Linked DNA regions of Mus musculus: region 1 is linked to region 2. Evidence: chromatin loops called from intact Hi-C (ENCODE). Cell type or tissue: heart. All regions are shown on one strand. Links, peaks and the distances in the headings refer to the core of each region. The heading gives the core; the rest is flanking DNA.

Evidence for each region. Hi-C counts contacts between places; a loop is a spot of excess contacts. Peaks named below come from ENCODE experiments on the same cell type or tissue, not always from the same donor. Only the 100,000 strongest peaks of a DNase experiment are listed, where the experiment ranks them.
Region 1: a loop joins it to region 2, with 2.0 times the contacts of the local background. A loop is called at or near these places in 1 of 42 quality-filtered maps.

Annotation. Positions count from the first base shown.
Region 1 is chr10:128,112,288-128,117,659 of GRCm38, reverse strand. It overlaps Baz2a (bromodomain adjacent to zinc finger domain, 2A), which reads right to left. Exons shown (of 30, transcript NM_054078.2): 5 at 4,893-5,078; 6 at 3,979-4,197; 7 at 2,877-3,326; 8 at 2,575-2,635; 9 at 1,491-1,599; 10 at 1,253-1,354; 11 at 903-1,113. Among named protein-coding and RNA genes, the nearest start is that of Gm51821, 11 kb to the left of the region's middle. In heart, for the core only: no CTCF peak of the experiment used is centred there; no DNase peak of the experiment used is centred there.
Region 2 is chr10:128,288,613-128,293,984 of GRCm38, reverse strand. Stat2 (signal transducer and activator of transcription 2) reads right to left here. Exons shown (of 24, transcript NM_019963.2): 23 at 2,955-3,481; 24 at 1,132-2,757. The coding sequence ends at 2,612. Among named protein-coding and RNA genes, the nearest start is that of Il23a, 6.8 kb to the left of the region's middle. In heart, for the core only: no CTCF peak of the experiment used is centred there; a DNase peak (open chromatin) is centred at 3,084.

The sequences.
Region 1 (5,372 bases), core at 308-5,307, 180 kb after region 2:
GAGGCAGGAGCAGGCAGATATCCGAGTTCAAGGTTACTCCTGCCTACAGAGTGAGACAGCCAGGGCTACATAGAGAAACCCAGGGGCTAGAGAGATGCTCAGCTGTGAAGAACTCTTACTGCTCTTGCAAAGAACCTGGATTCAGCTCGCAGCTCACAACCAACTTTAACTCTAGTTCTAGGGGGTCTGACACCCTCATATGGCCTTCACAGGTACCCACGTGGTGCCTATGTGCAAAACATTTACATACATAAAATAAACCTTTTGAAAAAAATGAGATATTCTGAGATTGGGGTTTTAGCATTTGTAGAGGACTTGCTAGAAGAATGTTCAAAGTCCTAGGGTTGGTCCCCAACATGGGGGAGAAAAAAGATGCAACCAGATTAAAGAGCTAAAACTGTGTGAATGGAATTAAAAAGACCATTTCATATTCTGTACACTGCATAGTACAAGCATTTTTAAGAAAGGGTTATTTTAAAAAATCAGACATTTTCCCATTTATCTATCCCACTAAAATAGTGCTCCAACAATCTTTAGGATTCAGGTGTGATTTGAAGTCTCTACAATAAAAAAAATCACAGGAATTATATGAATAAATTCAGTCTATGCAAAGAGCTGAAAGACAAAATAAACCATGGCAGCCTTCTCGTTTGGCCATTACTATATGTGAGAATAACCCACAGCTTAGTTTTCTAGTAAACACAACTCAAAAGGAAGAAAATGCCTTGGGGGGGGTGGAGAACAAAAAATAAAAACCACAAAGAGATGGGGTTCTACTCATGCCTTCCAAGGGGCAAGAATGGATTTAGGTTTGTCAGACCTTCCGGGGAAGATCAGTTATCAGCAATTCAGCAATACCTCCTGAAGGGAGCACAATATCTGAGCTACAAGTAACACTGTACCTTGGGTTTCCAGTTTCTTTGGAAGTCGGTTATCTGTTTTATTCAACAGCTCAGGCATTTTGATCTTAGGAGGCCGACCTCGGCCCCGCTTCACTTTGGGAACTTCCTTGTTCTTAGCCTTCTCATTGTTTCGAGGTCGGCCTCGTTTGCCAGTGATTGCTTGAATTCTGGAAGGAATCTCCTCTGCTGATAACTGGACCCACTGCAAGCCCTAAAGGAAGAGCGACACTGAGTTATGAGAAGACAGTGGCCTGCAAAGCCCTCTGAAGTATCCCAGACCCCTTGAGCCACCTAACTCCACGAAAGGAAGCTATAATTTTTTCCCAACTATTTAATCCTCAGGCCAGCACCTCTGGTGTATCTCTTTCTTCAAAGAAATCTCCAACAGGCATGCGGGGACTGAAGCTGAAGTGCTCACGGCGGACACTGTGCACCACATTTCGGCTCAGGTACTGAGAGGAAAAGTAAATAGCATTAGTAAGTCATAGTCATTCCAAGGCTTTGGCAGTAACAGCACACGCAGAACAGGCCCCAGAGGAGACAATGCTACCCTGTTCTCCTGGGACCCAAGAAAAGGCTTGCTATTACCTTGATAACTTCTGGAAATTGCTTCATTCTCTTCCCACAGGGGCCATAGTACCAAGTCTCCCCCTGCCACCGATGGCTGCCCTTCTTGATGCGCACTTCTCTTCGCCACCTGCCAGAGAAGCACATGGGCCCTGCCACCAGGTCACACCCCTACCCACTCCCATGCCACCCAGGAGCCAAGCCCACTGAGCAGACTCCCCCTCCAGCTGTCTCACTAGCCCTGCATGCAGACAGTCCTACACAGTCCTGCATACAGAAACAGCACAGCACACAAGCTTGATAAACAGGCTCACAGTGCTTGAGCTGAAGCAAGTACTTCAGAGGAAACACTGCACTAAATGGCAAACATGTACAAAGATTCCCCACCCTCCTTTTTATAAAGCTACTGAAAGGAGCAGCTGGAAACTAACTGCCCTGGCTCAGAACAACGTGTAAGAGTAGGCGCGTAGAGGCCGACATCATGGAATAACTAAGGAGGCGAGGTCGTATGACTATGTTCTGAGCAGTGTAGTATAAAACTCAGCCTTACTTCTGTCTTAAATATTGCAGTTGCACGAAGACTTGGTAGCATCAAGTAGCCTAGAAAATGTAGGCCTCTGACAACAGCTGGGTTGGTCACCAAAATTACTGTTTTAGACCTTAACTCCACAGAGAGCATTCCAACAGAAATCACTGCCACAGAACCACCCAGTTCACTGGTAGGAAGCCTCTCTCCCTTAACTGCTGTCCCGCTCTATGGAAACAGTTCTATGTAGCTCCTTTGGATACTTGGGCCTTAGTCCGAAAAAGGATCAAGACCAAGGATGAACAAAGAATGTGAGAGACAGACCCTAAGAAGAGAGAACTGGTCTGGAGCGATAACCCTGCAGTTAGGAGCATTTGCTGCTCTTCCAGGAGTTCCACACCCTCCGTACTGTCCTGTAGTCCACTCCTGTCCTGCCCAGTCCTGCACCCTCCATACTGTCCTGTAGTCCACTCCTGTCCAGCCCAGTCCTCTCCCACCAAGATGAAGAGAGGAGCTCCTCTCTTCCTATCATTCGTGAGCTTCTTGAGGTCAATGTGTGTAGCCATCTAGAGCATTTACCCATGCTGGAGGGGAAGACGAACTTCTTCTGGGGTAGCAATACGTCTCTTCAGTACATCACCTAGAGGACAAGACCAGAGACATCAAGATAAGAAGTCAAGCAAAGTTACAGGATAAAGCACTTGGAGGCAGAGGCAGACACATCTCTTTGAATTGGAAGCCACCTTGGTTTACATAGCAAGTTCCAGGCTAGTCAAGGCTACATACTGAGACACTGTATCAAAAAACAAAAGGATGGGCACCATATGTGACATGTGCTTCTGTAGAGAACAGGCAGGTGGGAGCAGAGTGTGGACACTCACCACTACCAGAGACTGCAACTGCTCCTCCAGTCGTCTCTTCTCGATCAGCACGCGCTTTAGGAGCACTGCTGACATTTTTCCTTGCTGGGGAGACAGTCTGGAAGGCAGCTGCTGGAGAAGGTTCAGGGGAACCTTGAGGAGAAGTTACTGGAGTTGTCATAGAGGCTTCCAAAGAGATGGCTGGCAGAGCAGGTGAGGAAGCTGGAGAGACTGCTACAAAGACTTCAGGAGGGACAGGCGAGGATGCTACTGGAGAGACAGCTGGAGAGATTTCTGCAGATGCTGTCAAGGAGGCTGCTGGGGAGGCTGTTGGTGAAACTGCTGGATGTAGTTGAGTACTAGGTGGCTGGTCAGGAGCTGGCTCAGTCAGGGGACGTTGGAAGTTTGAAGACTGGGTCTCTATTTCTTCCTGTTCAGAGTCACTGCAACTGTTCAGTCCAAAGCTGTTATCTACAAGCAAACAACAGTATAAATAAAATTGAATTTAAACACTCAAACTTGCACTATGGTAAACATGGTTATTTTAAGGTCTTTTAGTGAGAAAAGTCAGCACCCACAAGTGGGTGACTCACAACCTTCTGGAACTCCAGTCCCAATTGGTCTAGCTGGAGACACCCTCCTTCTTGTGGTCTCCAAGGACACCAATGCATACACGATACATAGATATACAGACATAGGAACACTCATACAAACAAAATTAAGTTTTTTTTTCTTCTTTTTTAAATATTTATTTATTATATGTCCACCATGTGGTTGCTGGGATTTGAACTCTGGACCTTCGGAAGAGCAGTCGGGTACTCTTACCCACTGAGTCATCTCACCAGCCCCCAAAATTAAGTTTTAACAAAGCAGCGCTGGCTCTTTCCTTCTCCTGAAGCTTGAAAGGCCTCTGGCCTTTTTCCTTGACAACTTCCAAGTCTCTCAAGTTCTCTACAGGGCAAAGTACCATGGTCAATGCCTTTTTATTCCCACTAGACACCATCTCATAGTCTGTCAGCAAGGTACAGCTTCATACTTCCCAGTTTAAGGGCTTAATTATGGAACCCATTCTCTCACTGTTTTTGCAACTCTATGTATATGTCCTACCCCTCTCGTCACTTACCTTGCAAGACAGACTCCCCTAAGACAGGTGGGGAGGTAGGGCTGACAAAGATGGAGGCTGATGTCTGGCTGTCGTCTGCCAGGAGACTGAAGGCATTAGCATTACTGAGAGCAGGGCAATCGAGGGCAGAGATCACAGGGTTGCCCTCCAGAGGCAACTTGTCTTCTGCACCCATCAGCTCCGCATCATCTATACCATAAAGACTGCCACTCACTGGCTCTGCTTATGGGGGTGAAAGAAAATTCAAAAAGCAGAATATTAAGAATTAAGTTAGAAAGTCAGATTTTCCTAAGGCCCCCCCAAATATTCTACTTTCTAGTGTATGAATTGGGGAGTTGGGGGAAAAAAAAACAAAGAAAGAAAGGGTCTCTAGTTCAGACTAACTTGAAACTCACTATGTAGTTCAGGATCATGTCAAAGTCACAACTCTGCTATGTCAGCTACCCTACCATGCAATACATTAATATAAATTAGGGGAAACATATAGCCCTCTTAAAGCAAAGTCAGGAGACTGTGAAAATGAAGGCAAAGATACTGTGTATCTACCCCATAGATCCTTGTAGAAACCTAACATCATTTATTTATCATAAAATAGACCTTGTTTTTATATTTAATTGGCAAATTTTTCTATTTAGTTAAAACCTAAATAATCCAACTGTGTGTTAGTTATAGCCTATTCAGTGAATTATTGCAGCCAAGGGCTCTTGGCCAACTAGAAGACAGAAAGAGCCTGGGAAGTGGACCAAAGTGAGTAAAGTTGGCCCAGGCAGCAGTGTACATAGACTATGGCTTACTAAAGGTTCACCAACAAGCCCAATACCCCAGATTCCTTAAAACATTCCCTGGTTTTCTAACTTTTCCAAGTAACAGGTTGGCTCAGGCCAGCACAAAAGGGAACCCCCTGCAGAGCCCACCTGCTGCCAGAGAGTCAAAGGGCTCCAGGGAGTCTTCACTGAGAATTGGAGTGTCTTCCAGTTGATCAGGAAGATGTGAAGGATCATCTAGACAGCTCACTGTGGGATCAGGGACCAGGACGGAGACTTCTTGGTGTAAAGACTCCACAGAGGAGACAGAACCATTGTAGCCACACATCTTTAGTTCTAGGCATCAATCCCAGGAGAGACGGAAAGTCAAAGCTGAAACCTTCAATTTAGCTATATTAGGTGTTACAGTAGGTGTCCAGACAACTCTTTAATGAAGCTCACATATGTACATGGTATGGACTGCTCTGTCCTAAATGGCCCTCCTCCAGCCACACTGGTGCTCAAATCTGTTAAACATTCTCTCAATAAACTCTAACTGCTTTAAAAATAAGATGTTCATTCAATTCAATCAACCTTTATTTCTAGCTCTATGCTAGGAACAGATTGTATCCAGACATATTCCTAAAACCA
Region 2 (5,372 bases), core at 237-5,236:
GCTTCTGCCTCCCAAGTGCTGCGATTAAAGGCCTGCACCATCACTGCCCAGCTTTTTTTTTTTTTTTTTTTTGAGACAGGGTTTCTTTTTGTATCTCTAGCTATTTTAGAACTCACAACATAGTCCAGGCTGGCCTCAAACTCCTAGTGATCCACCTAGCTCATTCTCCCAAGCACTGGGAGTACAGGTGTTTGACGCTACATCCTGTTTATTTCCTTTATTTTCCCATGGCCTGGACACCAAAGGACATACATTTTGCCAGTGGGATACACCTGGATCCCAGTGCTCGGGTGACTGAGGCAGGTAGATTGTGAGTTTGTTGTAACCTGTACCATAGAGTGGCCTCCTTTCTACAAAAGCCCAGCCACCTACCCACCAACCAAAGCTCTGATTGTGGTGGCATTACAAATGCCAGTGCCAGAGAGGCAAAGAGAGAAATAGTACTGTGAGTTCAAGGCTAGCCTACTGTATACAGGTTCCAGGCCATCAAGGATTACATAGAGAAAAATCTTGTCAAAACAAAACAAACCAAAAATTGAAAAGTGAACATGTGGCATACAGTCAGATTCAGGGTTTTTTGGTTTTTTAAAATTTTTGTTTTGTTTTAAAGACTGGTTTTCTTTGTGTAACAGCCCCAGCAGTTCTGAAACTCTCTTTGTAGACCAGGCTGGCCTAGAATTAACAGAGATCCATCTGTCTCTGCCTCTCAAGTGCTAAGATTAAACCATGCCTGGATCATGTTCATTTTATATTTTAGAGACTCTTGTATCTGAGACTGTCCTGAAACTCAGTATGTACCCTATGCTGAGCCTTCAACTCCTCAGCCTGCCTCTACCTCCCAGACACTGGGATTGTAGGCACTGGCCTGGGCAGATTCAGGTTTATGTCTTGGCTTTGCCACCTACTCAGTAATAATGAAGCTGTATGCCTGTCCCTTCTCTACCTCGACAGTCCAAGGGACATAAACTGCTGTGTCAAACAGGGGAAGGAAGGAATGACAAGAGGAATGTCCTGGGGTGGGTTTGAGAGAAGCCCCAGTTGATGACCTAATGCCTGTACCTTGCTGGCCTTTCTGTCTCTAAGGAATGACTTTCAGGAACAGAGTTTAGAGAAGGCACACTCTCACAGTATCTTTGTTGTTGTTTTAACAAAAGTTTATTATGACGTACGAAGGACTTCAGGACAACAGTTCTTTCTAACTATTCAGAGCTTGGTGAGAGATGGTACAGCAGAGAACCAGGGACTTACAAAGGAGCAGAAAGAAGCAGTGCCATTCTCTTGGTCCCACTATGCTGTTGTGCCTTGGTTTTGCTGAATTTCTTAATTTCACCTGTTGGCCGGGCACCTTTTTCTCACGACTTTTGCTTCTGGCTCCTTGAGCTTCTGCTCCTGTGTGTATCTTCTTTGTCTGCCTCCTTGGTTCTTGGTTGGCTCGTGCCGCCTTTGAGGCTGGGCATGGCACTGCTGTCCCCTGTCCCAGTTATTATTAACCCCTTCCTGGACTGTTCTGATGCGCCGTTAGAGAACGGCCACAGTGCAGGTCCTCACATTCGTTTCCCACAAGTTGTACCACAAGCACACCGTAGAGCAGCGGCAAGGCAATTGCCTCCTGGGTTCCCCAACAATGGCTAAGGCATAAAGATGTCTGATAAACCTTCAAGGTTCTGAGACCCAAGGAACCTGGTCCTTGCCTAGGTCACTCCTAAGGAACAGAAGTTTTGGGTTTTTTTTTTTCCTTTCATGTTAACAAAACACTGTGCAAAAGAAATGATGCCCTCTTATTCATAAAATAATAAAATAGCTAAGTTCTCTTCAAGCTCTCAGCTCTACTGAGTACTATAAGGAGTAATTCCCAAGTGCTCAGAAACCATTCAAACCTCCAGGAGTGATTCTCTCAAGCGCTGGGGGAGGTAGAGACGGCATGGCCTAGAGCAGCAGAGCTTCACATCTTCATGAGAGTGTCAGGATTACTTTGTAGGTGGGGAATTGATCATGGCAAGGGAGCTGCTAGCATGAATTCTGTTTTACATGGTGGGCTGAAGCAGACAGCGCTCAGCCTCTATAGGAAGAGAAGGAAATTTATAGAACTGGAGTCAGGAGCGAAGGGAGTACACCTGAGGTAACTGGAAGAGAGAACTGAAGGGCCCAGGTATGGCTCAGGGCCACCGTGGTTGCCTACCACGGGCAGGGCTCTGGGTTTGACAGGACCCAGGGTAGCAATGGAGGAGGAAGAACAGAATTCCATTCATGTCTGAACTCCCCACAAAGGCCCGATGCTGCTTTGCACCAACTTAGCCAATTATCAAAACATTAAAGTCGTTCCAACCTGAAAGACACCACTGCCCCAGACCCTCTAAGGACCTCGCAAATGTCCTGACCAGCCCTCAAGACCCCTGCGTCTCCCAGCATGGTAGGTAGCCTCAGGATCCTAGAAAGATTATGGCCAGTGTCTGTTCTGACTCTTTGGTGCACCTTCAAAACCATGTTAGGCTTTTACCTCTTATTCCAAAGTTCATGTAAACCAGCTTAGAAGACCCCGATCCCCACTGTCGGAAGCAACATCTTGATGTTGGAGTTAGGAGGAACAAAACAGAAACATAGCTCCTAGTCCTCAGAAGGTATCAAGAGTCCATCCCAAGAGTCCATCCGCATCAAAATGGCTGTGGTAGGGTATGGAAGTCTCATCTCCACTGCTCTCGCCAGCCAACATTGGGTTTTCGTTGGTTGTGATGTATTCAGTACTCGGGTTGCTTAATTCTAGAGGACACAGAGAGAAACATCAGGCCCTGATACAAGTTAGAAGCTCCCAACTTTCTGGGGCTGAAGGGACTCTGGGGAAATGAAGGCCCAGGGTAGGACAGGGGAGGCCCTTGCATTTCCTATCAAAAGGAATCGCCAGGAGATGAAGGAGGAGTTTGGGGCTCACGTTTTGGCAATGGTGAGAGATCACTTACTTTTCAGATCCTCCACGCTAATCTGCTGCAGGTCCTCAGGCAAATCTGACTCTGATGGCTGCTGCAGCAAGTGTGCTGGCTCCAGCTGGACTTGTGGGGCTAGCTCCAGCAGGACTTGTGGGGCTGGCTCCAGCAGGACTTGTGGGGCTAGCTCCAGCAGGACTTGTGGGGCTGGCTCCAGCTGGACTTGTGGGGCTGGCTCCAGCAGGACTTGTGGGGCTGGCTCCAGCAGGACTTGTGGGGCTGGCTCCAGCAGGACTTGTGGGGCTGGCTCCAGCAGGACTTGTGGGGCTGGCTCCAGCGGGACTTGTGGGGCTGGCTCCAGCAGGACTTGTGGGGCTGGCTCCAGCAGGACTTGTGGGGCTGTACTCAGTATGGGGTCCACTTTCAGCTCTGTGCCCAGAACCAGCCCAGTCTGCATCATCAATGGCAACTCCTGGTCGTGTGCTAACAAGAGCTCTGCATTCACTTCTAAGGACTCTGAATCCTGTTTGAGCTCCAGAGGCTGCTGCAGCTCGTCCACCTGTCTAGGTGTACAAGGACAGACAATGGGACAAGACTCAGTGGGTGAAATAAAGTGAGGACCATAGAGCAAGCGGGGGCTGTATGTCTAGCCTAAGAAAATGTTAAGGAGCTAGGTGTGCTGTGCACACCTTTAATCCCAGAACTCAGGAGGAGGCAGGCTGAGCTCTCTGAGTTTGAGACTAGTCTACATAGTGAGATTCCCTGCCGGGGTGGTGGTGGTGGGAAACAAAGGGGTAAAGACCATGGGCTTTATCATAAGATTTTAGGAGACAGAGTCTCATGTAGCAGAGGCTGGCCTTCAAATCTCTACATAGGCAAGGCTAGACTGGAACTTCTGCCTTCCACTTCCCAAGCACTGGCATTAGAGGCACTAGCCACATCTGGCCTTGAAACCAGGCTTGTTAGGATTTGAATCCTCTCATTTAGTGATTGGGTAAATCTCAGATTATTATTTACAGGTTTTGAATTTCAGTTTTCATTTTCTGTGCACAAGTATTTTGCTTGTGCGTATGTATGTATACCACATGCATACCTGATACATGTGGGGGCCAGAAGAGAGGGTCAGATCCCCTGATGTTCCGTGGTTGTAAGCCACCTTGTGGGTGCCGAGTACTGAACCCAGGTGCTAGTCGAGGAACAGCCAGCTGCTCTTAACTGCTGAGCTGCCTCTCTAGCCCCAAGACTGTCACATAAGTGGGAACAACTACACGTAATAGATGCAAGAGGATGGTTAAAAGCAGAATTCTAAGCCGGGCGTGGTGGCACATGCCTTTAATCCCAGCACTCGGAAGGCATAGGCAGGTGGATTTCTGAGTTGAAGGCCAGCCTGGTCTACAAAATGAGTTCTAGGACAGCCAGGGCTATACAGAGAAACCCTGTCTCAAAAAAAAAAAAAAAAAAGAAAAAAAAAGAAAAAAGAAAAAAAAAAAGCAGAATTCTAGATATCATCCAAAATGATTTATAGATTTAATGCAATTTCTACCAAATGCCACTCTCCCCAGGAACAAACTTTATATGCACTCACAAAAAACCCTTAGTACAGCTGGAGGCTGGGCATGGTGACACATGTCTGTCATTCCAGCCCTTGGGAGGAAGAGGCAGGAGAATCAGATATTCAAAGATAGCCCTACAGCCATATAGTGTGTTTGAGATATATGAGACCCTGTTTCAAAACAACAGCTCACATAATAAAATAATACTAAGATATAGTAACCAAAATAGTACGGTACCAACATAAAATCAGACATATGGGCCAAGGAAACAGAATGTAGACCCAGAAATAAATCCATGAATCTAGAGCTAATTTTTTAATGAAGGTGACAAATATATACACACCACACACACACACACACACACACACACACACACGCACGCACGCACGCACGCGCGCACACACACACACACACACACACACACACACACGCACGCACACATACACACACAGAGTACAGTTTCCTCAATATACTGGAAATCCATCTGCAGAAGAATTAAACTAGATATGTATAATCTGCCACATATAAAAATCATGAAGCCAGAAAAATGGCTCATGAGGTAAAGGCAGCTACTACTAAACCCAACAATTCAAGTCCAATCCCAAGACCCACACCATAGAAAGTAGGAACCAACTCTTGCCAATTGTTCACTGACCTTTATACATGGGTTGTGGTACGCATACACATGTGTACACATACATACACACGTACAGAAATAAACAGGACTTAAAAATCAACACAGGGGGCTAGAGAGAAGGCTCGGGTATTGAGAGTGCACACTGAGTGGCATAACGTACGTAACATAAGTGCAGAGGACTCATGTTCAGTTCCCAGCACCCCTGTAAGGAGATTCACAACTGCCTGTAAGTCCAGCTCCAGGACCCCGGTCCTCTCAGAGCAG